Regions from separate parts of the Mus musculus genome. Here all the other regions are linked to region 5. Evidence: chromatin loops called from intact Hi-C (ENCODE). Cell type or tissue: left cerebral cortex. All regions are shown on one strand.

Evidence for each region. Peaks named below come from ENCODE experiments on the same cell type or tissue, not always from the same donor. Only the 100,000 strongest peaks of a DNase experiment are listed, where the experiment ranks them.
Region 1: it touches region 5 in a loop (4-fold over the local background); 5 of 42 quality-filtered maps call a loop at or near these places.
Region 2: it touches region 5 in a loop (5-fold over the local background); 29 of 42 quality-filtered maps call a loop at or near these places.
Region 3: a loop joins it to region 5, with 7 times the contacts of the local background. A loop is called at or near these places in 4 of 42 quality-filtered maps.
Region 4: a loop joins it to region 5, with 7 times the contacts of the local background. A loop is called at or near these places in 5 of 42 quality-filtered maps.
Region 6: a loop joins it to region 5, with 5 times the contacts of the local background. A loop is called at or near these places in 25 of 42 quality-filtered maps.

Annotation. Positions count from the first base shown.
Region 1 is chr5:76,526,587-76,531,586 of GRCm38, forward strand. It overlaps Exoc1 (exocyst complex component 1), which reads left to right and starts at 2,725. Exons shown (of 19, transcript NM_001289770.1): 1 at 2,725-2,876. In left cerebral cortex, no CTCF peak of the experiment used is centred here; a DNase peak (open chromatin) is centred at 2,685; H3K4me3 peaks cover 1,497 bases; H3K27ac peaks cover 592 bases.
Region 2 is chr5:76,840,812-76,845,811 of GRCm38, forward strand. Cracd (capping protein inhibiting regulator of actin) reads left to right here. Exons shown (of 9, transcript NM_001163793.1): 2 at 1-112. Among named protein-coding and RNA genes, the nearest start is that of Cracd, 2.7 kb to the left of the region's middle. In left cerebral cortex, a CTCF peak has its summit at 2,820 (motif pointing left); DNase peaks (open chromatin) are centred at 2,831 and 4,027.
Region 3 is chr5:76,654,619-76,659,618 of GRCm38, forward strand. It overlaps a transcript of Cracd not described here. Among named protein-coding and RNA genes, the nearest start is that of Cep135, 68 kb to the left of the region's middle. In left cerebral cortex, a CTCF peak has its summit at 3,083; DNase peaks (open chromatin) are centred at 1,785, 3,072, 3,767 and 4,032; H3K4me3 peaks cover 2,260 bases; H3K27ac peaks cover 1,303 bases.
Region 4 is chr5:76,948,887-76,953,886 of GRCm38, forward strand. It overlaps Ppat (phosphoribosyl pyrophosphate amidotransferase), which reads right to left and starts at 2,692. Exons shown (of 11, transcript NM_172146.2): 1 at 2,071-2,692. The coding sequence starts at 2,198. Paics (phosphoribosylaminoimidazole carboxylase, phosphoribosylaminoribosylaminoimidazole, succinocarboxamide synthetase) reads left to right here and starts at 2,416. Exons shown (of 9, transcript NM_025939.3): 1 at 2,416-2,949. The coding sequence starts at 2,934. LOC115486295 (a long non-coding RNA gene) reads right to left here and starts at 2,064. Exons shown (of 2, transcript XR_003955939.1): 1 at 1-2,064. In left cerebral cortex, no CTCF peak of the experiment used is centred here; DNase peaks (open chromatin) are centred at 2,362 and 2,741; H3K4me3 peaks cover 3,095 bases; H3K27ac peaks cover 1,611 bases.
Region 5 is chr5:76,585,633-76,590,632 of GRCm38, forward strand. It overlaps Cep135 (centrosomal protein 135), which reads left to right and starts at 3,067. Exons shown (of 26, transcript NM_199032.3): 1 at 3,067-3,292. In left cerebral cortex, a CTCF peak has its summit at 3,012 (motif pointing right); DNase peaks (open chromatin) are centred at 3,106, 3,410 and 3,838; H3K4me3 peaks cover 1,853 bases; H3K27ac peaks cover 1,147 bases.
Region 6 is chr5:76,856,552-76,861,551 of GRCm38, forward strand. Cracd (capping protein inhibiting regulator of actin) reads left to right here. Exons shown (of 9, transcript NM_001163793.1): 6 at 1-2,594. Among named protein-coding and RNA genes, the nearest start is that of Cracd, 18 kb to the left of the region's middle. In left cerebral cortex, no CTCF peak of the experiment used is centred here; a DNase peak (open chromatin) is centred at 2,013; H3K4me3 peaks cover 1,013 bases.

The sequences.
Region 1 (5,000 bases), 59 kb before region 5:
GTGAAATCTCCAGAAAACCACAGTAAGAGTTGTCACACAGGTCCTCACTGCTCTGCAAGACATGCTTTCTGAAGCAGGGAACAATTCTCTACTGGGAAAACAAGGGTCATCTCTCATGAGGTGGATATATTATTAGTTCCACCAGTTCCCCGGTGCAGTTTTAGAAACAACCTGTTGAAGTATGAAAATGGAATAGAAAAGTCGACCAGGTTCAGGAAACACACATAATTTCAAGAATGGATAGTTCAGACTCCCCCCCCATCATTTACTTTCAAGACATCATTTTGGTATCTCTTCTGCAACTCACTTCCCTAGCCACATAGGAGTTCTTTATGTCTACCAAATACATAATGAAGGATTTGATCTGCCTCATAGATAGGTTGACACATCACACTAACTGGTCAGTAACATTGAATTCCTAGTGCATGTCACTCTCACTTGGGGATAGCTCTTAGGAATACTCAGTATACCCAGGGAATCTTTCCTTTCAGCAGAGCTTGTATCAACACACTTTATTATTCAATTTTATATAAAGGAAGAAGTGGCCTGAAGTAAGATGTTTTTATCTCTCATTAATTCAGCCAATATCCACAATCATCAACACTATAGCATCACCAATCATCATTACTCCAATCTACAAATCCTTTCTCAGCACCCTCAGGCTGAAGGCAGAACTACAGAATCCACGGACACTCCTGGATCACTCAGTGTCCCATTGCTGGGAAGAGACACCGTGACCACAGCAACTCTCATAAAGGAAGACATTTAGCTGGAACTTGCTTACAGGTTGAGAGGTTTAGCCCATCGCCATCATGTCTGGGCATCATTTTGAAGTGATGTGTGTAGAGATTTAAAACCCAACTGAGGGCATGAGCAGATGAGTATAGATATAATATAATTTAATATAAATATTATATAATCATTATTATTATTGCTGTTCAGTTATCCAAACAGAAATATCAGAGGCAGAGAAGTGGATACAAAAATCTGGAGTTCAGGAGTTCAGAAGAGTCTAGCCTTCTGGAATACCACTCACTTCTCAACTGTGAGGAGAGCTGTAACATAGGTACAGGGGGTTGGGGGGAAGAACAAAATGGAAGACCAAATGACAACAAAAACACCCAAATGGAATTGTCAGCTAAGATGTCCAAGGCAAACATTCTGGAGCTCAGGAGGAAACACCAGGGAAGTCTATCCAAATATATAGAACTAGATCCTGTGAGAGTCATCTCAAGTAACCCCGACTAGAAGCTGATCATTGTAGCAACAAACATGTCCCTATTCATTATTTCTCCTAGGTCTCCCAAAATTTTATCTTAAGATAAACGGTGCAAATACTGTGCACAGCTCATCTGTCATATTCTTAAGAAATTCATGCCGAGCGGTGGTGGTGCACACCTTTAATCCCAGCACTTGGGAGGAAGAGGCAGGTGGATTTCTGAGTTCGAGGCCAGCTTGGTCTACAAAGTGAGCTCCAGGACAGCCAGGGCTACACAGAGAAACCCTGTCTCGAAAAACAAAACAACAACAACAACAAAAAATTCATCCTATGTGCCTAGTCCTGCAGTGACTTGATGTCACAGGGTGGGTTGGTATCCAAGAAGGTCTCCACCCCACCCCTTCTCAGAAGAGAAGGGAAGCAGAGAATGAGGGAGAGGCTGGGAAGGAGGGTGAGAATTGGAAGGAGGGGTAGGCTAAGATCCACATGCAAAGTAAATAAATAAATGGAAAAAAAACAGCAAAGAAAAAAAGAAGAAAGAAAACCATCCTGGTAGAGTATGTTATCCTAACTTCGCAATCACCTTTTCTAGTCCTACCTCATTGCGAACTCCTTCAGTATAAAAAAATTGAATGGCTTTTTTTAATTTTTATTTTTTAACCTGGAAATCAAAATTTGCAGCACTCAATCCCTGCCAGGGATGCGGCCTAAATGAATCACTTGTCTTATAGCTCGAACTCTCGGCATCATTTATGTTTCTCACACTGAAACAAGCAAGCATCACCTTTAAAACAAAGATTCTATTTCAGTATCTGATGTGAGGTGGCATGGGTGAAGTTTCTAAAAAAACACCCAAGAAGAAGGTCTGTGCAGTCAGGGTAGAGTATGAAGTGGGTAAATGACCAAAGCTGTTTATGGGAATTAAGTGTCCAGAACTTAAGGGTACTAGTGACATCTATCCCAGAGAATCTGACTTAACTCACTAAAGTTCTTCCAAGAATCTAGTTAGCAGGGTTTTACATATGCACAGGAGAGAACATTTAATGCGCTCTCAAATGAGTTGCTACAAATATTAGAATGGGTACGTCTACAAAAAGGAAACATCACCATTATCAACTCCTCAAATCAGCCTATGCTAACAGTTCTCAACATTCCTAATGCTGCAACCTTTTAATACCTTTCCTCATGTTGCAGTGGGTCCCAACTATTAAATTATTTAATTTCTACTTTAAAACTGTAATTTTGCTACTGTTATCAATTGTAATGCAAATATCTGATATATTGGATATCTGCTATATGACCACTATGAAGGAAGGGGTCGTTTGACCCGCAGGTTGAGAATCACTGGCCTATGTGCTTGCAAGCCCCGCCCCTGTCTTTTCCACGCCCACAGTCCGCCTCTGCCCCATCCATCAAAGCGCTGTTCCGCCTCCTCCAAGTCCATTGGCCAATCTGTTTTTCCTCTACTGTCTCCATTTCCGGCTCCACAGGGTCAACTTCCGGTGCAGAGAGACACGTGACCGGATACGGGAAGTGGCGGGTTCTGGCCGCTGCTTTTCCCTGTTCAATGAAAAGTGCTTCAAAGCTGCTATTGCTGCCGGCGCCCTTCCTGAGTCCGTCTTGGAGCACCAACCTCGGCCGGCCGGCTGGCCTCGCGGTAAGCTTCCGGCCGGGGACCTGCGGTCTTGGAGGTGGTAGCCTAAGTGGAGGCAGTGTTGCATCCGCGCCGGGTCGGCCACTCCCCAGTGACCCGGCCCACCCACCCTGCTCCACTTCGGGGCTGCAGAACCCGGGCTGCGTCCTTCCTTAGCCGGTGCTGTCCGGGGCTCTGGGAAAAGGCGGAGCCGGGAGGCAGCCAAGTCTCTGTCCACAGTTCCGCCCATCCGGGACAGATTTCATTTTTGTCCTACTAGCGTGGCCTGGAAGAGAAAGACGTGACCTGGGCTTCTGCTGGTCCGAATCAATATAACATGTCCTTATAAATCTTCTAAGTGCATTGCCCAGCCTCTGAACAGTTTTTTTTTCTGGATGACATGTCTCCGAGTTGAGATGTCACTGCAGTACATGGGCCCAACCCACTAAGGCACTAGCATGGACACACAGTGTAACGATGGCCCTATTAAGCTGAAGGAAGTATGTATGTACACAATGAACCGAGGTTAGCTGCCTCTGTAACGGGCAGCCTTGAGGTTTTAGAAGGCGAAGATCTAAAGAGAACCCAGAATATGGGCGTGGTTTTTAGACCTGGGAAATAGTTGTGAAGGCCACTATTAATAATACTGGCATAATGTAAAGTTCAGTATAAACACTGGAGAATTCATCTCTAGATCCAAAGAAGACTGACTATCACAATGCTACGTCAACCCGTTCATGTCTTAAAGATTCTCCATTATACCCCAGAGTGCTGCCTGGCACTTAGTGAATAGCAATATTTATATTAGCAATATAATATAGCAATATAGTAGCAATGCTTATGTCTAATTCCTTCATGAGTTATGACCAGCCCTCTGCTGTTTTTACCGTTTACCATGTACTATGGTGAATATTGGCCATTGCTAATGGTTCTTTTGGCCAGCTTTTACTATTGCAATCAAGCAGGTTACGCCAAGAGCTTGTTAGTGAGTACCCAACACACAAACCTGTGATAGAGCACCCCTCCTCCTCCTACTACTCAAGAGATGGCTGTGGAGATCTAGGAGATGACACTCATGTCCCCATTAGATAGCAAGCATTTGCCTCGTAAATACAGTAAGGGCTCTATACATTTACATGAAAAGAGCCGTGTGGATTGAGACTTTCATTGAGTCAACTAAATACAAATGGAGAAATGTAGGTTTGAATAAGGAAAAGATAGTGGTATGCCCTGCATGGGAAAGTGCTTAAGCAAAGAAAGAACAGAGTGTTCTGAGTGCAAGGCATGTCTTGAGAAAGCTGGGTTGCTGTTGACCAGGTGTGTGGTAGAATGAGAACTGCTTTAAAGTTATTTACTAGTTTTTCAGGGAACTTGTAGAAGCCTAAAGAAAAAAGAAAGAGATAACGGGTGCTATTACTTAAAGGCAGTAAGTCTTGGTGGCTGTGTTGGCAGCAAGTTGTGGGGGAGAGGGATAGGATATGTAGATGAAGAAGTTACAGGATATGCTCACAGATTTCACGTTGGCATGGAGGAAGCAATCAATTACAGTAGAGTTTGAATCTGGGTATTCTCTTACAGATGCGAAAGTTGGAAAGAGGTAACTCTGAGGGAGCGATCCCTGGTCTGTTATTGAGTGGGACAGTATTCCCTAAAATGTTTACTGAGTGTGCACTGTGTGCCTCTCGGCAAATGCTAGGAATATAAAGATGGATAAGATAAGGTTCTTGCCAACAGAGAACTACTTTTCGGAGTAGTAGAGGCTAGACGGCGCTAGCTATAAAACACAGGTTGGAAGAGCTGTAGTCAGCAGAGGTAAGATGGGGACAGAAGAGGAGTTTTTCTAGGAGAGAAGGCTTCAAAGAAGAGGCAGTGTGTTATCAGAATCCTTGAGGGCAAGTTGGAATTTGCAGTGACAAGAATTTGAGAAAAAGGGAAACAGTGAACAAAGCCCAGAGACAGTTTCCATAGCGTAAGATGGAGTAGAGCTTTAATGTCACATCCGGGCCCTAGGACATATTAAGGGGCATTGTACTGGCTGGGTTTGGGTGTCATCTTGACACAGGCTGGAGTTATCACAGAGAAAGGAGCTTCAGTTGGGGAAATGCCTCCGTGAGATCCAGCTGTAAGGCATTTTCTCAATTAGTGATC
Region 2 (5,000 bases), 260 kb after region 5:
ACGGGCGTTCTCCCATGACAGTATTTTTATCCCTGATGGGGGAGCAGAAAGTGAGCAGACAGTTCAAGCAATGTCACAGGACAACATCCTGGGCAAAGTCAAAACTCTTCAGGTAAGGCAGCTTGAGACTGGAGGATCAGAGCCAGAGGAGCCCAGCCCACCCCCATCCTCTGGGGAGGGAAGTGGAAGAGTCCCTGGCTGGTCCTTGAGTGATGGAGTGGGAGGGTCAAGGGTCACTTCAGGAGAGAAAGCTTTGATTTCTTAGACTTCACTCAGTTCCCCGTTAAAGAGGCATGCTTAGCACTGCTATACTGCCACCCCACCCCTGGCTTGTCCTCTCTCCTCTCCTCCAATTGTTGCTTCCTGTTTGACTGGACATGAGAACAAGTCCCTAAGAGAAGCTACGAGGCTTGTGTGTGAGGAAAGCGTTCCTAACCATTAAGTTAGCTGAGCAGCTGCTATCCTTGCTCACTTCCATCGTGTGAGTCTCCAGCATGAGGTGGGGAGAGGCGAGCCTCTGGTGTGTCTGTAAATGCAGCCCCCCCGGCCACCTTGTCTAGAAGGGACCATACAACCCCTTTCTCCCTGCAATGTGGGCGGTGTCCTCAACTAACATTGACTTAGCTGGTGACTCCCTAACAGTGAAAACGTGGTAAAGCAGTGCTATACCAAACGTGGTTAAAAAAACATTTCCCTCACCAGAAATCAATGCCAGGGCAAGCAACTTCTCTGAGGTGTGGGTGCCTAGAGATGACCTAAACCAGTGGTTCTCAACCCCTTTTGGGGGTTGAAGGACCTTTTCACAGGATTGCATATCAGATATTTACATTGCAATTCATAACAGTAGCAAAATTGCAGTTTTGAAGTAGCAACAAAAATAATTTTTTTTTTTATTTTTGGCTGGGCAACACCATAACCAGAGAGAGGAACTGTATTATGGGAATCACCGCATTAGGAAGGCTGAGAACCCTGCTGGAGACTTTGAACAGAGGGGCTCTGAGTTACCCTGTCTCAGCTGACTGTGTCTACAATAGTGAATGTCTGAGAAGGGAAAAAAAAAAAGCAAAATAAAGAAACAATGAGAACTGAGTGATACAAAGGAGCATCCCACGCAACAGTAACTTCCATCCTCTCCACCTGTACTTGTTTCTGCTGGGCACAAGCTGTGTATTTTATGACCTGCCATCATACACTCAGTGCAAGGTGATGTATGCAAAACCAGGAAGGAGCCAACACCCTGGAGCCACACCCAAGCTTGCCTAGATCTTTATGCCTGCAGTCACCACTGACAGAGACCAGGTCTCTGCTGGCACAGCCAGCCCAGTCTGGCTTGTAGTGCCAACACTTAGAGCCCGGATTCCTTCTTTTTGTTCCTGCTGGCTGTGGTCTTGGACTTTGAGACTGGAAGAAGCAAGCTGTCACTTTTCACACAGGTTGAAGAGAGAGGACAGTAGTAGTCAGGGAAGCATTACCCCATTTCCCTCTTGCAGGCTTTTGATTACCGCTAGGTTCGGAGCCCCTGGCCTCTCACGCCCCTTTACTAAAGAGAATGTTGTGCAGAATTCAGCCCATGAAATACTGTATTTTTATAGGGCGTCAAGAAATTCTTTGAAGGGTGGATACTGGCCTGTTGCCTTCAGTGATACCTGCTCTGTAACATTTACCACATACCACTGCCACTTTAAAAAGTGGGTTTTAAGTGTTGTACAGTGCATGTAATGGCGCAGTATTGAAAAAAATAGAAACCCAATAAAATATATGAGTGACTGACTTCTTTTAACATGACCTATGGTTTTTTGGTTTTGGGGGTTTTTTTGGTTGGTTTTTTTTTTTTTTTTTTTTTTTTTTTTTTTTTGGTTTTGGTTTGGTTTGGTTTAGTTTGGTTTTTTGATACAGGGTTTTTCTGTGTAGCCCTGGCTGTCCTGGAACTCACTCTGTAGACCAGGCTGGTCTTGAACTCAGAAATCCCCTGCCTCTGCCTTCCAAGTGCCTGGATTAAAGGCATGCGCCACCCCTACCTGGGCGACCCTATGGTTTTAAGTAATCTGACCTCATTAATTGATAAAATGTAAAGCCATCAACTTTCCTGAAGTGACAATTTGATTAACACAAGAAGGAGGGGTGGGTGAACAGATCAAAATGACTAGTGTGCAGCCCCAGTCACATGAGGTCTGCCTAATTTTTCTTTTGTCCCAGGACTCAGGAGCCTCCTTTGATCTCTGTGGTGGTGACTTTGGAAATATTAAGGGCATTGCTCTTCAAGGTGGGGGAGTGGGGACCATGGTCAGAGCAAATGGGATTTTTTTTTTAAGTGACCTAAAGCCTTAACTGAATCACTCCCCAAAGACTATGCTTTCTTTTTCAGTCGACTAAGCAGTATGTTCCTGGTAAGTCCCCCAAACGTAGTGCCCTCATACACTTGCATGAGTGCTTCGCATTTCCCATGACAGCGGTGTGCGGATGGTGATGCTCTGCGATAAGCATACTCGTAGACTCCAGCATGGAATGAGAGTTTAGCTGTGTCAGAGGCATGTGTGTTTTATGTCTGGAATTGTCATTGTGTATGTCTTTGATGGTTTTTTTGTTTGTTTGTTTGTTTTAAAAGAAAGGGATGGATAATGTCTCTTTGACAGTGAACGTCCTAGCTAGGTGATTAGCCACAGTTATCTAAATAGTCTCTTATAATGAAATTCTCTAGAATATCATTTAACAACAACAGCAACAACAAATATTATTTAAGAAACTATCTGACCAACGTTCATTTAGAACTCATGAGTGGAAAGGTATTTGCTCTTGGAGAGATCACCCCCTAGTGCCCGCTTGTGTCATAGCATCTGGGGCTGTCCCGGAGCCCAGACAGGAGGCAGCCTGGCTTCACTGATGGAAAAATGGCATACAGCACAGTGAACCTGCCCTGTCTTGAGTAATATCACTATATCCTGGGCAACATTCCTGTGGAGAACCACTGATCCTCCTTAAAAGAACAAGCTCATGTTTTTCTGGGTAGGAAAATGTGCCATGAGAGCAAATTTTAGAGAGCACGTAGTTACAGGGACTAAAACAGTAGTGTCCTTTTTGAGGACCTGGTACCTGAGCCATTTGGTCCTCAGCCGGTAGGATGGATACCATTTGAATGGATGAGAGAGCACAGAAAAACTGAAGAGTCTGAGTCAGGCCTCTGCCTCCGCGTGGTCATATGACCTTGGGCCAAGTACTTTTTAATCTGGGTGACTCTCGCCTTCCCCACTTGAGCAATACAGGGGTGCGTGTGATGGGCAAACCTGAAGGCTCCTCCAGGTCTTCAAGTCTCAAGTCTGTATGTAATCAACTGCTCGCTGCTGCCCAGGGCGACTGTACAAGCTTTGCACTTGTGCTGCAGTGACCTTGGCATTACCTATATAGTTACCCTGGAAACACAGATAAGGTCAGGCCCAGCTGAGAGGTGTGTACCCACTGCTGATGAGACTAGGGGTAGCCCATTCTGAGCCTGCAGGTGATTTATACAATTGTATTGCACTTTAGTCGGGAAATGGCTATGTCATTTGTACCACAGGTTATTTGGCATAGGTGGGGGCTGGGGTGGGGTCCCCCATTCTTAGTAGCCTCATATCTCCCACTGAACTGATTTCACTTGAGAATTCCAAAATCATACATTTGAGGATCTTTTTTTTTTTTTTTCATCTAATACAGCTGTCAAGGGCAGAAAGAATAAACACCCATTCTTGGCCAAGTCTTCCTAGAACAAGTATCTAAATCCGTATGCTCTTTTTATTTTCTTTGAGAAAAGGATTCACTTCTGAGATGGAAGGGTCTGCAGTTTGCTCAAAAGGACAGCACTTTTTTTCCCCTCTGTGGTTCGCGCTTACAGGCATGGTTTGGGAGGTGGGGAAATGGCTGCAGAAGAAAAGAATCTGATCAATTCTAAACACTGGCAGTGCAGAGAGCTGCAGGATACAATGTGCTTGGCACTTCCACACCACAGCATCCAGCCTCATAAATATGGATGTGCGTTCCTGCCGCGTCACTCTCGAGCATTCCATACTACAAAATGGTCCAAATGAAATGGACAAAATATAGTTCATTTCTGCTCACATTCCAGCTGCAACAGTAGCTCCATTCATAGCCACTAGCAGCACACGGAACGATTTCCACTCTCCTCTCCCGCTATAGCTGCGATGTGTGCACAGACAGAGCTTGCAGGGGAGATAAACTCCAGGGCCAGCTTATAACAGCCGGATTTTTCAGTCGTTGCTCACCTCTACTGTGGGTCATTCCGTGACGATGTCCTGAGCAACTGAAGGCAGTAAAAATAATTTATCCACATATGACACCTCACCTCAACTTACCAGATGGATTTGAGCAGTGATCTCTTAGTTGCCAATACATCTTACAGAATGTCACAGTAACCCAATCTCCTTTGAGTCACCTAAAGGAGGCATTTGGAGAAGGGCATGTGGCAGGATGTGAGAGACGGGTCCTTGACCACCAGAGGCCCAACCACGTAGAGTACTGGGCTCCAAGCCCTGCCCCAACCTTGGCCCACCAGCTCTTACCTAAAAACCTCAGGACAGAGACCAGCCCTGTTCCCAGTCTCTTTCACTGCTGCTCAAAGTTCATCTCCCTCTGGTCCCCAGCCCGAGTCTGTATCCCGTGGGGAATTTCAAGTTGGCCTTTACACTAAAGAGCACCTTGCCATTCTCATTAGCCTCGGCATTGTTTACGAACACAGCAGCAGCCGGTGCTCTCCTTCCCGCTCCCTTCCCCTCATCTGTGCCCCGGGTCCCCAGCTGCAGAACCCACTGTCCTGGGATCCACTCCACCCTCTTCTTTGCTCCACGTTTGCTGTTGCTGTCACATCTCCTTATCTTCCTTTTCATCCTTTCACTGTCATCTTTTAACATCCCTCTGCCCGTTTCCCAGAGTGAGTCTGTGCACTGCCCCCTCCCTGCCCCCACCCACACCACCCGTCCTTACCCCATCTACCATCTGTTCTTTGCTTG
Region 3 (5,000 bases), 69 kb after region 5:
TAGATTTACATAACTTTTCTTTTTATTTTGGGCTTTGCCTTAAACCAAATGTTCTGTTGTCAGGTACATAGACTTTCAATATTGCTATGTACCTTTTTCAGACTTATTTATTTATTTTACGTATATGAGTGCTCTATCTGCATGTACACCTGCATGCCAGGAGAGGAAATTGGATCCTATTACAGAGGGCTGTGAGCCACCATGTGATTGCTGGGAATTGAACTCAGGACCTCTGGAAGGACTCTGGAAGGGCAGCCAGTGCCTTAACCGTTGAGCCATCTCCCCAGCCCTGCTATGTGCTTCTGTTTGCAATTTTTATCACGTGGTATATTTTACCCTGAAATCCCTATAATCAGATATCAATGATACATCTTAACGCTGTCTTCTTCGAAAACAGCTTTATCTGGAGATCTACAGCGATGGCTCGGTTAGGAAACCACTTATCATGCAAGCATGGGGACCTAGGTTGGGATCCGTGGAATCTCACAACAGTGCCGATGATGGCCCATGCCTGTAACTCCAGCTCTGGGTGGACAGAGAAGGAGCTTGACCCCTGGAGCTTGCAGCCACACAGTCTAGTTGAGCTGATCAACCCCAGGTTCAGTGAGAGACTGTCTCAAAATATAACGTGGAGAAAGATTGAGGAAGATACCCAATGTCTACCCTTGGTACCTCCACATACACAGGTGCATACATGCATGTGAACCCGCACTTATATGTGCACACATGAACACATACAAATACACACAAAAAGATTTTAAAATATCTTTAAGAACTTTATTGATCAGTGACTGACAAACCATATAATTCACCATTATAGTGTGTGATTCAACGGTATCTCAGTAGACCCATAGTTGTGGAACAAATTCCACAATTACATAAACGTCCTCATCATTCCAAATATCCATGCCCTGTTTTCTCTCAGCTCACCTTCCTCACGTGACCTGTGGCTGTTTCAGGAGACTCGCCTATCTGCATACTCGGTATAAGGAGATCTTGCCTTATGTGGTCTTTTATGTCTGGTTTCTTTCTCTTACTGTAATGTTCTCAAGGTTCAGCCCTAATACATACAAGGCTCATGTATGTGTTAATTAGCACTTCATTCCTTCTATTGCAAAAAAAAAAATGTCATTATATCCCTATATAGCTAGCTTGAATATAGCTTTTCCCTTCCATACCTTCACTGTGAAGTTTTTTTTTTCCCTAAGACTCTGATCGATTTAGGTCTTACCTTTATGCTTAACATGTATTTTGAGTTTATTCTTATATAATTCTTTTGTATATATCCCGTTGCCCTTCTATATTTTGTTGGTATGAACTATGGACCAGTACGCTTGAGAAGTCGGAAGAAAGATATTCTGTCACCTGTCACCTTTCCAGCAGGACAGCTTACTATAGAGCCACGTTGAAAGCTTCCATTAGTCTGCAGCCACACCCCCTCAATGGGCAGGATCTGGTCTGAAAGTTCCGTTATTCTAGGGTAAACTTAATAGCTCCATGCTGACTATCCGGTGGACTGAGCTGTTATCGATACGATGTGATAGTCAAAAGCCAAGGCAAATAGCTCAAAAGATAATCAAAGTTTCCTATTAGCTTCCGATTTGAGGTATGATGCATAAAGTCTGGCACTAGAATATTCTAATATGAGCATCAACTCTCTAGATGATTTAATGGCGTATAAGTTGCCATATTTGTCTTACAAAATGAAAAGTCAGTAGAACCCACACTATGTGAATTTGAATTACTATAGAGTGATTCTTGTGCAGTTGGCACAGAGTCAAGAGTATAGTGTGCCAAGAAAAAGATCCCTGTTGTATACTCTGCCCAGATTTCATTTTGAGCTTCTAAAAATTTCTATTGCTACTAAACCAAAGTTAAAGGAACCTTTAACTTAATTCTCTAAAACTCATTATTATTCTTATTTTGAGGAATAGTTTAGGATATATGTAAGCAATGATCAATGAAACAATACACTAATCCCAGCATTTGAGAGGCAGAGGCATATGTATCTCTGTAAGTTCGAGGCCAGCCTGGTCTACAGAATGAGTTTCAGGGCAGCCAGGGCTACACAGAGAAATCCTGTCTGGAAAAACAAAACAAAACAAAACAAAACAAAACAAAACAAAACCAACAAAAACCCAAAACAACAACAACAACAACAAGTTATCCAGAAAAGCCCAGTTAACTAATCCGCTATGCACTGGAACTATCCCGTATCAGTTCTGAATCACGCTTGCCATCAGCATTGAAATTAGTGGTCCTGTTTTGGACACTGGGACCTTTGATTCGTTATAGAGTATATGTTACAGTTGGTTTTCTGCGTCTTTTGTCACAGAAGATTTTTGCTTTAGTAATAAATAAGACGCCTAGATTTTGGTATCTTTGTATTTGCAGCATCAAAAGGCCCGGTAGACTTGAGTTCCAACGCTTCTATTGAAATAGCCATGACAGGAAGTATGGAGCTAAGTCTCATTGCTTCTGACTAACCCACAAAAGGACAAGATAATCTTTCTAAGATATCGAAGTCAATATTTAATTTCATTATGAGTGAGGACAATAATGACCGATGTCACTGTGTTCAAATGCACTGGAACTCAGCAATACAATCGCTAGCTTTTTATATCTCTGGAGGGACATCTTTCCATTTGTGCGACTCAGGAGTCCCAGATCCATTCTGATAGCTTGGACCATGCAGGGTGAAACCTCTTTATGGTCCAGGTCACTCGAGTTACTGTTTTATGCTGGTACCCGGGACCCGGACTACTTCCAGAGAAGGTGGTGACTGACAGTCTTGGATTCTTGCCCCTTGCAAGGTGCGCCTCGACCCTCGCCTTCAGCCTTAGATCTGGCCATTCCTGCAGCGGTGGAGAGGGCACTGGTAAGTCCCACACGGTGTCCTGGGCTAACTCCTGCTTTCGAGTCAGCCCGGGTGCAAAGTGTCCGGCATGCACCAACGGAGCTCGGCGGGCAGCGCGGCGGTGTCCGGGCGGGGCGGGCGAGGGTCCGAGCGGCCAAGGCAAGCGCGGGCGGAGCATGTGACCACGGCGCGCGGGGCTGGGCGCGCAGTGCCGCGCGGTGGTGGCGGCGGGGAGAGCAATGGAGGCCGCGGGCGCTTGAGAGCCGGCCGCGCTGCTGGGGCTGCTGCTGCTGCGGAGGCTCGGCGGGCTGGGACGTTCCCGGGGCGCGCGGCTCTCGCCAATCCCTCTCTCCACGGCGGCGCCCTGCGAAACCGCAGGTGAGCTCTCCTCCGGCGACGGAGGAGAACAGACAATGGGCAGCGGGTGGCTTCTCTCTCTGGCGGGGCCCGAGCGAGACTCCTACCTTGCCCCGGGCGTGGGCTAGCACGGCCGGCGGAGGTCTTTGGGGCGACGACCCCATGCGCGGCGCAGCCCCTCTCTTCTGGATCTGTGCGGGGCGTGCTCATTCGTGGGTCCCTGGGAGGAACCTGCGAGCGGACTGCACCCCGGGAACTTGCCGAGAGCGTGGGACTCGCTCAGCCCCGCGCTCCTTCCCGCGCCTTGTCCGGTTCCCGGGTCCCCAGCGCAGAGCGGGACCTCGCTAACCAGGAGCTGAGACGCGGACACGCTCAGCCGGGTCCCCAGGCTGCATGGCTTTGTTTAACCTCTGCCGAGAGCCGATGCGCACAAACTCTTGTTGCCCCAGTTCTGATGAGCTACCAGTTTGATGGCAGAGGCGAACAAAGGTTTCCCTCCCAGGGCTGGAGCCGGGCACCGCACGCCGCCGGGGCGTGAAATGGGCTCGCCTTATCTTCTTCCATCGCGGCTGTTTCCCTGCAGCTATAACCGCCCTTTCTTGCAGAGCTCTGTGGTGGCGAGATTGGACCTCTAACCCCTTGGATGCAGTGGGTGGGGTACTATGGCTTTAAAAAAAAGAACCGAGTATCAGCCAAGAACAGACATTTGAATTTTATGTTAGATGTTTGCACACTCTCAATGGCTTTCCGAATTGTGGATTTCAAGGGGGAAATGTATATGTGAAGACATTGATTCAGTGTAGGGGGAGGGTGGAGAAAACCTAGTAACTGTGACCATGTGTTGTGAAATTTTAATATGGTTTTACGAATACAGGCCGGGAAACTGATCTGGCACTGGGTGTAGGTGAGGGTGTGTGTGTGTGTGTGTGTGTGTGTGTGTGTGTGTGTGTGATGGGGAGGTGGCAGCAGTGGCAGGGGAGTGGTTAGAATACAAAGGATACGGCAGTTTTAGTAAAAGGTTTTAGTAGATATCCCGTGGCAAATAAGCAATTAATTAAACTGTCAGTTAAATCAATGTTCCCCCGTAAAAATTACCTCCAGTAGTTGTTGAATTATATAATAAGATGGCTAGCGGTCATTTGGCATTGTCTGTGATTCGGGTATCTGAATACAGTGATCGATTTTGAGTAATTTTTAAAGAGTCGACAAAAGGAAGGCACCTTGGCCACCACCTTTATTGCTTGGCTTTTTTTTTCCCCCAGAGAAAACTGCCTATAAGAAAAAAGAAATTCAAGGCCAATTTTAAAAAGAAACATTTGAAAATGTATCTTGAATTGGTTATATGGTTGCATTATGCTAACTCATAAATGTGTGTGGGTGAGGGGTGGGGTCCTGCAATAAAACCTTATTATTTTTTTTTACTATTGTTTACTTAAATTTTACTCCAAAGTTTTTGTTTAGAGTCACCTGTGACAATTGAGAGACTTTCAAGACTTTTCAATATAAACAGAGCACTGAATTTGGAGCCAGGAAGGTAATAGTGCTGACATTAGAGTTAGGTAAAAACAAAACTATATGGTTCTTCATAATCTACAAACACTGTAACAGCAGAAGTTATTACTGCTAGGCGGAAAGCTGCATTTTATGTTTTCTTATTATGCAATTTTGTAGCAATTTTTGTCCGTTTTATGTATGTTTCTATGTGTACTACTCATGTGCGTGTATCGTGTATGTGTGCATGCACCCATCCGTTCACACACGTGTAGCTTCTGGAGGCTAACGGTCT
Region 4 (5,000 bases), 360 kb after region 5:
AAAACTAATTCTACTAAAGATAAAGAAGTCTCTCTAATTTAAAATGTTGCATTGCCCGGATTTATACTGAGATCTAAGCAAATCTTAATGGCATTCTTATGTTGCTAGGTAGCATGTTTGTTCCCAAGAAACTAGCTTATCACTGCTATTCAAAAGAAAAATACAATCCCAGCAGGGGTGGCACACGGCTTTAATCCTAGAGTTTGGGAGGCAGAGGCGGGTGGATTTCTGAGCACAAGGCCAGCCTGGTCTACAGAGTGAGTTCCAGGAAAGCTAGGGCTACACAGAGAAACCCTGTCTCAATAAACAAAAACAACAACAACAAAAAAAGAAACAAACAAACAAAAAGAGAAAAAGAAAAAAACAAAACAACCCACAGTCATATTTTCAACACTAGTCTCCTACCAAAGGCTTGCTTGGTTTAGTTAAGTTATCCTAATAAAGTCAATCTCTTTTGGTAGACTAGTCTTGCTATGTTTGCCAGGGCTGATATTATGAACTCTACTATAAAATACAATCCATTCACTAACACATCTTATCTTTATTGTCCTTACCTTATCTAATCTTATAGCTTTCTCATATAAAAGCAAGTATAGGGTTGGTCAGTGGTGGCGCACGCCTTTAATCCCAGCACTGGGGAGGCAGAGGCAGGCGGATTTCTGAGTTCAAGGCCAACTCAGTTCCAGGACAGCCAGTCACAGAGAAACTGTCTCAAAAAAACAAACAAAACAAAAAAAGTAAGTATAGGAAACATAATAACATAGTGACAAGTCACTAAGAATAAGTTGTAGTTTGTTTGTTTATCGAGACAGGGCCTCATTGTAGCTATGGCAGGCCTAGGATTTGCTATGTAGCCTCAAAAGCTCCAGATCAGTTTGCCTCTGCAGACCTCTCCAGTGCTTTGAGCTAGTCACTGCACCCAGCAAGTTGTAACTAATTTAAAAAACAAAACAAAACAACAAAAAACATAGTCCCCTACACCATATACATACACACATTCTCAAAACAATTTTTTTGGGGGGAGGGGGGTTCAAGACAGGGTTTCTCTGTATATATAGCCCGGGCTGTCCTGTAACTCACTCTTTAGACCTGGTTGGCCTCAGAACTCAGAAATCCACCTGCCCCTGCCTTCCAGTTGCTGGGATTAAAGGCATGCGCCACCACAGGGTGGCCCCAGATGCTTTTTTTTAAATAAATGTATGCGGAGTATGTAGAATGTCAAATAAGACTCTGCAAAAGGACAACTTCTAGGCTAAGTCTGGTAAGAATAATCATTAGTGATGCATGTAGCACCCACATTGATAAAAAGGGTTACTGCCCAGCTCTGGTCTAGACATTGTTGCTACTGTATTGTAAAACTCCGTGATAGAATAGTTTTTGAAGAGAGACAAAACCCTAGTTTGTATTATTTCCATAATACTGTCAGTGAAGTCAAGAAACAAATTATGGAGGCAAAGGTCTTTTTTTCTTTGTTTGCCCCAAAGGCATCTCCCAATTTCTCATAGCTATAACTACTTTTAAACTCACGATCTCCAAACCTCTAACTGCTTTCAGGCTGACAAATCTGCTCAGTAGCTCTGCCCTTGCAAACAAAGCTCTTGCAAGCAGGAGGCCCCGTGCAAAACAACAACAAATAGAAAAACCTTCAAGTGTTGCAGGACCTTCAGCACCACCACCCTACAGAAGCTTATCTCTAGAACAGTTCTAGTTTCAAGGAGATCTGAACGGTCCCTTCCCAACCTGGCTAGTGAAAGCAAACTCCAGAGTAACTAACCCGCGACGAGAGATGCACATTCTTGGGAGCTAACCTGTAAAGAGCACTCGGGAGCAACGCGACAGCCTAAGTTAAAGTCTATGCAGGCAAAGTGTACCCCACCCCCACTTGGTCAATATCCTGAGTAGGTACTTGACTTGATTCTCGAGATTCACCCTCCTAGCCCTGATCCCCCCTTCCCAGTCATGATCCACCCTCATTGTCTTGCGTTCCCCGTAGCACAGAGCTGGGAAGCGGCTCGTGGAACTGTGCAAATACTTGCCATTCCACCCCCACCCCTCCATCCTGTTGCTCACCGGTGCTGTAGCCCCACGAGTCCCAGAGTGATCACATGCGGCACATCTAGCTGCGTGGGCCAGTCTCCAGAAGCGATGCACCCAAACACACCACATTCCTCGCGGATCCCCAACTCCTCCAGCTCCATGGCGCCTCGGAAAGCACGTGGAGGGACCTGCTGCCGCGGCGTGGTCCAAGCACCAACCAGCTGTCCGCTCCGCTATCGAACGCCTCAAGAGGCTCGCGCTACTGACTGCCTCCTTCCCGGGCGGGCTAGGTTCTCGCTACTGCGGCGGCGCGCTTCATAGAAGGGGCGTGACCAGTTCTGCCTCCCGCTCTCCGCCAATCAGCTAGGGCAAAGAGAGGGGCGGGGCTACGGAGTCAAAGAGGTGGGGAGGAGGCCGAGGTCAGGATCGCTACTTTCTCTGCACGTGGGAGGCTCCGTTATTTTCCCGCGCCCAAGGAGTAGGTGATGAGAGTGGCGCAGCTGATCGCGTGGGTCCCTCAGAAAACCTGAGCCGTTCGTGCCCCCTGGTCTCACGCCGTCCCCCGGCCGTCAGGACTTGGTCCGCTCCAACCCAGAAACCTCTCCGGCCAGCGGGGGCCTTGCAGCATGCGCGCCACTTTTTGGCTGCCTGCGGGGAGGGGCCGCCCGGAAGCGGGGTCGCGTCAGCGCGCCTGCGCGGCGGGAAGCCTGGGGACACGACTCCAGCCCCAAGCACAGCCAGCCCGGTACTTCGGGTTCGCCGGTGGGCTGTGGGGCTAGGGCGTGTCCTTGATATTGCACCTCCCTTTCCCGCCCTCTGATCCTGTGGTCGCCCTTGTTTTCCAGAACACTGCCCTTTTTTCCCGCGCGGTCTGCTCCTCTAGTTCACCTCGGATAATGGCGACAGCCGTAGGTGAGTAACTTGCTTTCGGACCCTAGGGTCCCCCAGCCCTCCGTCAGAGAGCTAGCAGGCTTGACGCATACACGTGCGGCCCCGAGGTCGGATGCAGGCCTTCCGACAAAGTGCCTGATCGGGTTCCCCAAGACGGCGCCTGGGGCCCGGAGCCTGCACACATGGTCCAGGCGCTGGAAGACGTGCGTTAAACTCTTAAGCACCCAGAGCCTATTTAAATAGCCAAAAGAAGGCCCCGGGACGGGAAGGAAAGTAGCAGAGTGGGAAAGTACTCTGAAGGTGAAATGGCCAGAAACTAACCAAGTGCCTAGAAACCTTGTAATAAGCAGATAAACAACCAAGAAAATCTATCAGGGTTTTTGTTTATTCTGGTAAAGTTAATATGCCAATAATCTCCTTTACTGCAAGTTTCGTAGTTTAAAGTGTTTGAAAACAGGTCCAAAATTTTTTGATCAGATGCTTCTTTGCAATCCCTGGAATTTGGGATTGTGGGCGTGGGCTAGTAACACCCTTAGGATATGGGTGTGGAGAGTGCAAAGTTACTTTATCCACTAACAAAACACTGTCTTGGAACAACACAAGTTTCTAGATTAATAAGGAAGCAGATCCTGTGGGCACTCCAACATTCTTTCCCACCTATGAAAACCACCCTGAAGTTTATAGGTAGTACAGCTCCATAAAATTGGGAATTAGGGCCAGACTTTTTCTGAGACAATCCACAGCGCCAGTACTTCTAAACTAGTAAAAATCTTAGAATCTAACCTCTTCCCCACATCTGATGTGGCCCTGTGCTGACAAGGGTCCGAAGAAGGTGTTCATATCTATAGTTTAATTTTGAATGGCTGTAAACTACCCTATAGATTCTGGGAACTGGACCTGGGTGCACTGTAAAACATCGGAGTGTTCTTAATTGCTGAGCAATCTCTCTGGCTTCTATTTTACTTTGTTGGTTTTGTATCCGTGGTTGTGTGCACTTGAGTACAGATGCACAGAAGCCAGGGCCTGTCTTGAAGCAGGAGTACACATGAGCCACCCAGTGTAACTGCTGTGAACTGAATTTGGATCAAGTATTGACTAAAACTCGTGTCTCCCATATTAAATCAGTATCTTGTGTCTGTTGCTCTTTAGTATTTAGCAGCCCAATGGTTCTTGGGTTAAATCTACATAGCTAATGAGTTAGTAATGAACTAGATAGAAGGCAACAGTGGGTCAGGCTGAGTATAGAGATTTTCAAGAGGACACAAACATTAAGGAAGTTAGAGTTCCAGAAAGGAAATTTACAGCTCAAAACTGGAGTTAGACCATGAGGGGCTTTTTAAACTTTGTTAATTCTTCTAAACATTAAGTTAGGAAGATGGCTATATTCATCTTTTACCTCACTGAACTATAGTGGAAATATTAGACAAGTTATTTATCACCAATGTCAACCAGAATCAAATTTAGCGTAGTTGAGGGAAAAAAATTACATTTATTTAGTGCTAATTAGAATTGTAATCTTAGATACCCAAAGGCAAGTAGGTTGGAATAGTGTATTTAGGGTTTTTTGTTGTTGTTGTTGTTTGTTTGTTTTGTTTGTTTGTTTTCAAGACAGGGTTTCTCTGTATAGCCCTGGCTGTCCTGGAACTCACTTTATAGACCAGGCTGGCCTTGAACTCAGAAATCCACTTGCCTCTGCCTCCTGAGTGCTGGGATTAAAGCTGTGAGCCACCATGCTCGGCGGGTTGTTTTTTCTTTAAAGGTTTATTTAATATATATATCAGTACACTGTAGCTGTCTTCAGACACACCAGAGGAGGGCATCAGATCTCATTACAGATGGTTGTGAGCCACCATGTGGTTGCTGGGATTTGAACTCAGAACCTCTGGAGGAGTAGTCAGTGCTCTTAACCGCTGAGCCATCTCTCCAGCCCCAGTGTATTTAGTTTTTACAAGATGCCCTTTTTATGGTTTTAAACAAGAAAGCTTCATAACAAATCATTCACAGCAGTATAGTTAATATTACCAAAAATTGGGATTTCTGATGAGAAGAAAACTATCTCTGGGTAGTTTGGG
Region 5 (5,000 bases):
TATAATTTTGGGAACTGGAGTGTGGGCGGGAAAGCCTGAAGTTACAGGTTTTACCTCAAAGGACATTTGGAAAGTCCTGAAGGCACTGTGACTATAGCAACCATCTGAGGTGGAAGCTGCCAGGAAGGGTGCTAAACATTCCACAATACTCAGGACAACTCCTCTCAAAAAGGATTGTCTGTCCAGGTGTTAGAGGTGGTGAGCCTGAGAAAGCCTGATCTCCTCATTTAAAATATATCCACTACATTCTTTTCACCTGCAAGCTCATGGCATTAACTTTCCATCACTGTGACAAAGTACTTTAAATTATCAGATTAAAACGGCAAAAACACTTTGGGTGTGTGTGGGGGGAGGTTGCTTCTGGCTTCCATCTATGGTTGGTTGGCTCTGTTGCTTTTGGACCTGTGACCAAGCAGAACAATCATGGCAGGCCTAGTTTCCTTCCACTAAACTACTTCTTAAAGGATCTGCTGCCTCCCAGCAGTGCCATGCTGAAGACCAGGCCATAGCCCACAGGCCTTTGGAGGACATTTGGCTTAGTTACCTTTCTGTTGCTGTACTAAGACACCACGACCAAGACAACTTGGACCAAGACAACTTGAGAGAGTTAGGGTCCATAACTGTGATGGTTTGTATATGCTTGGCCTTGGGAGTGGCACTATTAGGAAGTGTGGCCTTGTTGGAGTAGGTGTGTCACTGTGGGTGTGGGCTTTAAGACCCTCACCCTAACTGCCTGGAAGCCAGTATTCTGCTAGCAGTCTTCAGATGAAGATGTAGACCACTCAGCAACTCCTGTACCATGCCTGTCTGGATGCTGCCATGTTCCCACCTTGATGTTCCCACCTTGATGATAATGGACAGAACTTCTAAAACTATAAGCCAGCTCCAATTAAATGTTGTCCTTATAAGAGTTGCCTTGGTCATGGTCTCTGTTCATAGCAGTAAAACCCTAACTAAGACAATACCCATCATGTCAGGGAGTGTTTCAGCAGGCAGGCAGTCAGGCAGGGGTGGTACTGGATTAGCAGCTGAGAGCTTTTTTTTGTTGTTGTTGTTGTTGTTTTCAAGACAGGGTTTCTCTGTGTAGCCCTGGCTGTCCTGGAACTCACTTTGTAGACCAGGCTGGCCTCGAGCTCAGAAATCTGCCAGCCTCTGCCTCCCGAATGCTGGGATTAAAGGTATGTGCCACTACCACCTGGCGAGAGCTCACATCTTGATCTACAAGCTCCAAAAAGATAGAGCTAACTGGGAATGGCATGGGTTTTGAAACCTCAAAACCTGCCTCTGTTATAGGTCTGAGGTGGTTCGGAGATTCGCCAGTCTGACCATTAGTAAGTTTTAACAAAGAAGCTACTTTCATATACAGACACCAGTTCAACACCCAGATTGGGAACTCCTGAGTGCAGCACAGCCCCCAGCCACCTCAGTGGGGGACTTACACAGGCAAAGAGCACAAAGTCATCTCATGTAAAACAAGCTTTTGTTTACGAAGCAGAAACAGTAGTTTTGTTAAAGTTGTGCAAAACCAGGCAATTTTAAAATCTAACCCATTGGAAGTCCATTTTTGGTTTCTGCTTCTCTCAAGCAGTTTTAAAGTGAGCCATCAATATAATGTTAGCCATCACATCCCCAGTGACACACTTTTCCCAACAAGGTCACACCTCCTAATCCTTCCCAGACAGTTCCACCAACTAGGGGTCATGCTATTCAAGTATATGAGGCTATAGGGGCCAATCTCCTTCAGACCACCACATTTCAGATCTAAACTACAGCATCAGTTTTCAGTGAAAGCAACTCTTTTACCTTTACATCTGGCTTTCTTCCTCCTTACAATCAGGACCCCACCAGCCTCTAGGCAAACCTCATTCTAAGTGTTTCAGGAACTCCTGTTGGTGCTGATATTAAGTCTACAAAGCTCACTTTCTGTGGTGAGGGCATCTGTTTTCCTCCATGCCTCCACAGCCATGCAATTTGCTTAAAGCGCTAGGACTTGGGTGGGAAGCAGCAGCATTCTGCATTCTCATCTTTCAAGTTTTGTGTGCCAGGATCCCTGACCTTAGGCCTCGGAGGTCAGCAGTGACCCTGACTCTGGGTTATCAATGCCACTTGGAACAAAGGCTAACTGTAGCTTTCAATCCCATGTACCCCGTTGTATTTCTTCACTGAGTTTTGTTCTAACATTTAGTTGGTGTGTGTTTGGGGTAAGGGGGGCCACCAATGTTATCTATCTTCACTAGATGGCTATGCACAGCCAATTTCTGATATTTATGACTTTTTTTAAAAAAGATATTTGTCTTTACATAAACATATGCTTACTTGTATATGTGCAAGATGGTATAAAAATCTCTACAGGATTCATTAGCTCCTTAAAACTTCCAATTAAAAACGGACAAAGCACACAAAATGGAGACTGAGACGTGAAAACAAAGAATGAATCGGCACAGAGCAATTCACATCCCAACATACAGTTCCGTGCTGAGCAGTGGACAAAGTACATAGTCAGAGGAAAGGCCGGCTTGGTAAGGAATATAAGCAGAAACAAACAACAAAAGAAAACAAAACACGCACAAACAAAAACTCAACTCTTAACCATCTAGAAAGTTTTTAGGAGAGTGGTGGACTCTGGGGATTTGACCATGATCTTTGTAACCATGAGCAAGCTATTGTAAGCAATTCATTTCAATTTAACATTTACAAATACTGTGACAGATGCTAGAGAAATACAGTTGAATAAAAGAATATCTGATTCAAGGAGCCCACAATTGGAAGCAGCAGGGAGAAACGTAAACAAGTAGGTTTTGATGGTCGGATTCTATTCTGGGGGTTTACATGGGTACGGGGCAATAACTGTTATCAAGTGGTAGCCAGGAGAAGCTGCAAGGACAGTGACATCCAGGGGGAAGACAGGGCGATCAGCAGAAATTCACCTGTGAAAGGTCATTGGGGGTTAGCTGATGGTTACCGCCAGCGGCCAGTTGGCAAGGTCCTCGGGCACCGCAGAGGTTCGGGCTCCCCGCCAGGGGGCGCCGTAGCCCCGGCATCGGCCGGCCGTTACGTTTCCGGGCACCGAGGGCCGAAAGCCGCCATCTCCGGGCGGCCGGCGCGCGCGCCGCCACTGTGGGCCGCTCCGGTCCGTTACCGGGGCAACGGCGGCGCTCCCTCCTTGTGGGCCGCGACCGTCTCTCTCCGCGCCATTTTCAAACCGCGCTCGTGCCGGAGCCATTGGCCGCAGCAGGACGAGCCAGCGGGGACAGCGGGTCCGGAGGGCGATGTACCTCGGGACGGAGCGGCGGTGAGGCGCACCCGGGGGAGGCCGCGGGGGCTGGGCCGGGTCGCGGGGCCTCCGGGGCGGTCCCCACCCCCACCCCCGAGCGAGGGCGGGAGCCCGGGCGCTGCCGGGAGGAAGTGCGGGAGGGCGGCGCGGGGACCGTCCCACAGTCCGTCGGTCCGTCCGTCCGTCCGTGCGGCCCGGGGCCGACCCGAGGAGAACTGCCGTTCCACCCTCCGGCCTGAGCCGGGGAAGGACTGCTTGGCCGCTCCGGCCCGTGCCCTTTGCGGTGCCCGCACTCTGGTGTTGGTTTTTTTAAACGCTACTGTATCCGCAGGTTGCATATTTCTGAGAAAGTAAGAGGTGCCCGCTTTGAGACAACAACGCCCCAGGGTTTAGTGGACAGCTAGTTGTAACTGCGGAACCTACCCTTTTCGGCTGTTTTGATTTAAAGCTTGTGATCTGGAATATAGGGGAAACCCTAATATGTACATATCACCCCCCAGCCTGGAGGACTTTACTTATTATGGCCCATGGTCTTTTGATTCGTATTCTCATTCTGCCTTCATGAAGGATGGAGAAAGATGGTTTCCTGGTACCCGGAGTTGGCAGCTGTCAAGGAGGGGGCATAGTTCTTGGAGTTTGCCCCGCTAATTTATCTTGTCAGATGTTTTTCTTGTGAGCACAGGAGTTTCTGTAAAACACCTCCGGCATCAATCAAGTCCTTTTGTGGAGGGACCTAGAAAGCCCTAGGGGAAGCCTCTAAAAGAAGATCCTAGATTTGTTAACGGGGATAACCAAGAAGAAACACTAATTTAGAAGTAGCCCTGTGGTTGGGGAAGCTATTTTCTTGGGACAGCCTTCTTGGCTTTATGCTTTAAATAGGAACGGTGACATTGGTACTCGATCCCACAATGGGTGTTTGGAGCATCAGGTTTTGCATGTATTCATTTATGTGCACTTATAATTTTTACTAGTGGTGAAGGACATAATTTTTATTTGATTTAGAAACATGAGTTCTATGACTACAATTTTTTGGCAAAGGTTAGAAATGGTCTCTGCATAACTCAATTTTAGGGCAGATTGGTAGAGATAATAAATAATCATAGGTGTTTGAGAAGACAAGTATAACAGCTGGAGGTATTGCCCAGTAAAGAGTGCTCTCCTACCATGTCATAGGCTCAGTGCTTAACCCTGGATACGGTAAACAAACAAGCATAGAAATAGACAAGCATAAAAATGTATACTGAGCTACTTACATGTGTGTTACTTAAAAAAAAAAAAAAAAGGAAGTAAGATTGGGCCTGGTGGTACACATCTGTAGTCCTAGCACTCAAAGGCACAGGCAGAAGAAAAAGATGGGGCTGTCTGGCCAATAATATGAGTTCTAGACCAGTCAGGATGGTATATTTCAAAATAATGAAAAGAACCAATATGGGAGTGAAATTTACACGGTGAAATGCACCTTCAGTGTGCCTTTAAGCACTTTCCATGAATGTCTGTGCCTGGGTAACTTACCCCAGGCAGTCCTCTATCACTTTGGGAAAAAAGATCTATCCTTTCCAGAGACTCTCCAGAGGCCCGTGAAACTGTTTCTAGCCCGCGTAGGATAGCTTGTTCATCCCCTTTCCAGCTCTGTACAGTTACAGGTGAAGCTGCTGGAGTCTCCCTGTGCATATTCCTGTCCGTTTTCTTTTGTAAAGCTGTAGGAATAGAATTATGGTGTTATCAG
Region 6 (5,000 bases), 270 kb after region 5:
GCAGGCGCTGGAGAGGAGGCTTTGGGAGGAGAGCCTCAGACAGGAGCTGCTGGAAGAGGAGGAGGAGGGGGAGGAGGAAGAAGAGGTGAAGGAGGAGGGGGAGGAGGGCGAAGAGGTGGGCCTGCAGCCACGGGCAGGGAAGGTACCTCCAGAGGAAGGGCACCAGTCTGGTCCGGAGGAACAGCGCTGTACAGAGCAAGAGCTGGGGGGAGCCGACGATCCCGCCCGCCTGGAGGCAGAAGAGCGCAGGCGTGAGCAGGAAGAGGCCGAGAGGCAGGCGGAGAAACTGAGGCAGCGCGAGGCTGAGAGGCAAGAGGAGGAACAGAAGCAGCGCGAGGCCGAGAGGCAAGAGGAGGAAGCGAGACAATGCGAGGCCGAGAGGCAGGCGGAGAAACTGAGGCAGCGCGAGGCCGAGAGGCAGGAGGAGGAAGCAAGACAACGCGAGGCCGAGAGGCAGGCGGAGAAACTGAGGCAGCGCGAGGCCGAGAGGCAGGAGGAGGAACTGAGGCAACGGGAGGAGGCTGAGAGGCAGGAGAAACTGAGGCAGCGCGATGCTGAAAGCCAAGAGGAGGAACTAAGGCAGCGCGAGGCGGAGAGGCAGCGCGCTCAGGAGGAGGACGCCAAGGGGATGCTGCAAGAGGAGGAGGAGGAGGCCAAGCGCATAGAAGAGCTGAAAGGAAAGGAGACACCAGAGCCGCTGGTGGAGGAAGGTCCGCAGAGTCCAGAAGGAGAGAGCCAGCCTTGGCTAACGGACGATGCTGACCAGCGAAGCCCACTGCAGCGGGACCTTGAGAAGCCAGGGGAACGGGAACGAGAAGACCTGGAATCCGCAGGGCAGAGAGAGATCGCGGAGGAGCCTAGAGGAGAGGGCGAGCCGGCCGAGCAGAGCGGAGACTTGGACGCGCACTGCGGTGGTGTGGACGGGGAAGGGAAAGAAACCGCTCAGACAGACAGTCCCCAGCCGCAGGAGAGACAGATGGAAGGAACACCGGCCCCGGAGGAGAATGAAGCTACTGCGGCAGACATAGACCGGAAGGTGGAGGAGCTCCGGTGGCAGGAGGTGGACGAGCGGCAGACCATGCCCCGGCCCTACACATTCCAGGTTTCCTCTGGGAGTAGGCAGATTCTCTTCCCCAAAGTCAACCTGAGCCCGGTAACACCCGCTAAGGACGCGAGCTTGGCCCCAGCGGCCCAGGAACCGCCCGCGCCCCGCGGTGCCGCCTCACACGCCCTGCCATCAGCGCTGAGCATCCCACACACGGCCATTTTGGTCACCGGAGCGCAGCTCTGCGGCCCGGCGGTCAACTTGAGCCAGATCAAGGACACAGCATGTAAGTCCCTCCTGGGGCTGTCAGAAGAAAAGCGCCCTATGGACGTCCCCACTGTGGAGTCCAGGGCCGGCAGTGGGAAGTCCAGGCCTGCCCCAGAGTCACCAAGCAATGCGGCCGCGCTAGCCGAGTGGGCTTCCATTCGATCCAGAATCCTGAAGAACTCGGAGGGCGACCAACGTGGCGACAGAGAGCCGGCCAGAGCCGGGGACGAGCCAGTGCCTCGAGCGCGGTGCGATTCCCGAGGGAACGTGCGCAGGACGCCGCCAGTCAACGCCAAGTTCTCCATCATGCCTGCCTGGCAAAAGTTTTCGGACAGCGGCGCAGAGACCTTCAGACAAAGCCTGGACGGGGAGAGCGGAAGGAAAAAGCCGGGGCTAGCACCCAGCGAAGAAACAGCACCCCAGCCTCATGCAGCGGCTCAGCAAGAGGTAAGCCAGGAGCCACCAGACACCACAGACGGATGCAAATTTGCCAAAGACCTTCCATCTTTCCTCGTTCCAGGCCTGCCTTCTCCGCAGAAAGCTGCGTCCCGCACGGAGTCCACGACCACTTTGGACAGCGAGACCACGAGTGACGTGGGAAACCCAGACCCTGCGATGCCAGGAGGCGAGGAAAAGGCCTCGCCCTTTGGAATAAAATTGAGAAGGACCAACTATTCCTTGCGCTTCCACTGTGACCAACAGGCCGAACAGAAGAAGAAAAAGAGGCACAGCAGCACAGGAGACAGTGTGGGTGGGGCCACCCCCGCAACTGGGAGTGTCTCTGGAGAGAGCGAGCCTGAAGCCACGTTCCTCAAGCATGGCCCATCCCTTCCCCAGGAGAGAAAGCCAGCCCTATCCCCTCGGAAGGACTCTGCTGAAAGCCATTCTAGCGGTCACTATGTTGCTGTGGCCCAGTCTGGTCTACCACCGGCCAGTGGCCAGACCCCAGCTCCAGAGCAAGACAGGGCAGTAAGCAAAATGCCATCCATGCAGAAGCCGGCCCTGGCTCCCAAGCCTGCCAGCCAGACCCCACCTTCATCCCCACTCTCCAAACTGAGCAGACCCCACTTAGTGGAGCTTCTTGCTAGGCGAGCTGGGAAGCTCGACTCCGAGCCCAGTGAGACTGCCAAGGAGAGCAGTGATAACCAGCCACCCTCACCATCACTGCCCGAGGAGCTGAAGGGGCAGAAGAGGGATGAGAAAGATGTGCCAGAAAAGAAGCCTGCTTCCCCACCTCTGCCAGCGGGCCAGCAAGAGAGACCTTCGCTAATTCCTGAAACAGGTAGAAAAGGTGTGTGGCTGGGGGTTGGATGTGGCTTCATTCGATGGGGAGGGAATTGAGAGGGAGCCCACGGGAAACTGGTTCTGGGAACACCTCAGTTAGGAACAGGTTTGCCCCCAAATCAGTCCCTTTACATTTTATACATTATTTGAATTGGAATGTGGTCCCAGTTAAACGCAGATATTGTTAGCCAGTCTGTAGAGATGATCAAAAGTAGAATTTCCTTGACCAGTGTCTGCCCTTCAGTCTGGGTAGTAGAGGCAGGAAGGTAGAGTTCCAAGCTCTGCTGTGCTAGGTTAAATGCAACTTAACATCCCTTTCCGCATACTGCAGACTTTCCATACAGAAACGTCAGAGCCGGCTGCCTCTTTCTTCATATTGAACATTTGAAGCAGCTAAATTGGCTTTCGTGCCTTTTAAGAATGCTCACCTAATCTTCCCAGAGACAAAGTTTGGATGGTGGCCAGGAAATTTCTCCTTTGAAGTGTTTAGGTGTGGGGTGGTTTCTGCTTCCTTGGGAAGTGTTAGTTTGTTTACTTACCTTCATGAAAGCCCCTCAAGTCCCGCTGTGCCGCGTTTGTGCTCGAGTGTGCTATTGCCAGAAACCATAGGTGGATGTGGTTACATTTCTGCAGTGTCAGAACTGATCAAATAACAATAAAGTCACAAGAGACATCAGTTTTGGTGCTAGCCATTGCCAAGTTGTCTCTACTTTCCTTGGGTTGGCCATTGGCAAACCAAGATCTCTTATTCCAATCCTAATTACTGATGTTAAATCTCATATCGCAGATTACACGTCATAAAGTAAATACATGCACATGTGTGCATGCACCTGTGCTATGGAGTACCTATAAAATGTTAACTCTCAACAGTGTTCCCGGAATCCTGAGAGGACTTACTGGAGGCAGAGAGCCAACACAGAGATACAGAGTAACCAGATAAGAAAACAAGAAGAAAGCCAGTAGGAGGGGCCAAAGAGATGGCTCTGTAGTTCAGAGAACTTGTTGCTCTTATAGAGGACCATGGTTGGATTCTCAGCATGGCACCTCACACCTCTTTGTAACTCCAGTTCCAGGAGATCCATCACCCTTTTCTGGCCTTCATGAACTACTACTACTACTACACACACACACACACACACACACACACACACACACACAGGACTACTGCCAAGGGAGCAGGGTTTCAGTTAACGAAGCCTCAGATCTTAGAGCTGAGTCCAGCTGCAGAAACAGCTGTAGGTGAAGAATCACAGAGCCATGGGAGGGCTTCGGCATCTTTATGGGGGACAGGTGAGCAGGCTGGGTCCTTCTTCCATGTGATCCGTTCTATAAATCCTCAGGCTTAGTCTTTTCTAAGCTGATTTTAACAATGCCCATATGTTCCTAATCTACTGGTTGATCGATTTCCAGGCGGTTCGTTTTGCTTTTAGGAAAAAGTGTATCTGTCTGCCTCTTGGGTAGTGCTGAACCAGGGATGTCTAAATGTGTGCGTAGGATGCAGGACTATCTTACCTCTGCATTTGCACTCAAAATGGAGTCACCTAGGGCAAGCCACAGACTGAGAGCAACTACAGTAATGATATGGAGTAACTTAGGTATGGCATAGCAGGGTCTCAACAAGTCTTTCCCGGTTTTATTTTTACTTTTTAGCAGGTTGTTGTTGTTGTTGTTCTTACCTGGTCAGCCAGTCAGCCACGCATTCATAAGTATGGGCTCCAGCAGCCCAAGGCCATTCTTTAGTTCTGACAAAGTGTGCTTCTTGGGCTGTGGCAGGCTGGCACTCCAGTTGAATCCAGGTACCTTTCTCTTTAGCACCTTTCTTCTCCACTTCATCCATTTCAGGAAGCCATCTCTAATCTTAGGATGCTTAATGTACCCAACATGCAGATTCATTCTCTTGACAAGAACTTTGCCCTTGCCGGGAGCTGGTGGCACACAGGAGGCAGAGACTGGTGGATCTCTGAGTTCAAGACCAGCCTGGTATACAAACTAAGTTCTAGGACAGCCAGGGCGGCACAGAGAAACCATGTCTTGAAAAAAGAAACCAAAAAAAAAAAAAAAAAAAAAATCTTGTCCTTGATTTTTACCAGTTTACACCAGTACCAACAGTATGCTGGGTAACAGCGTAGACTCTTCTAGTTTCGCTATGGTAACATTTATGAGGTGTGACTTTTTAACATTATCTGTCCTCTTAATGTCTACTGTATTGCCGCAGACCCTCTGGATCCCTGTGTCTGCGTGGAACAGGTCTCTGGGGCAGGTGGGCAAAGCGTCGGATGAATTGACAGACAGATGCACACAGGAGAGGTTGTGTTGAATCTGAATGTATTTTTCAGGTCGAGCATCAGATTTTTTATAGTACAGAGAATACAAGGGGTTGCAAATCACATCAGGCAAGGTACAT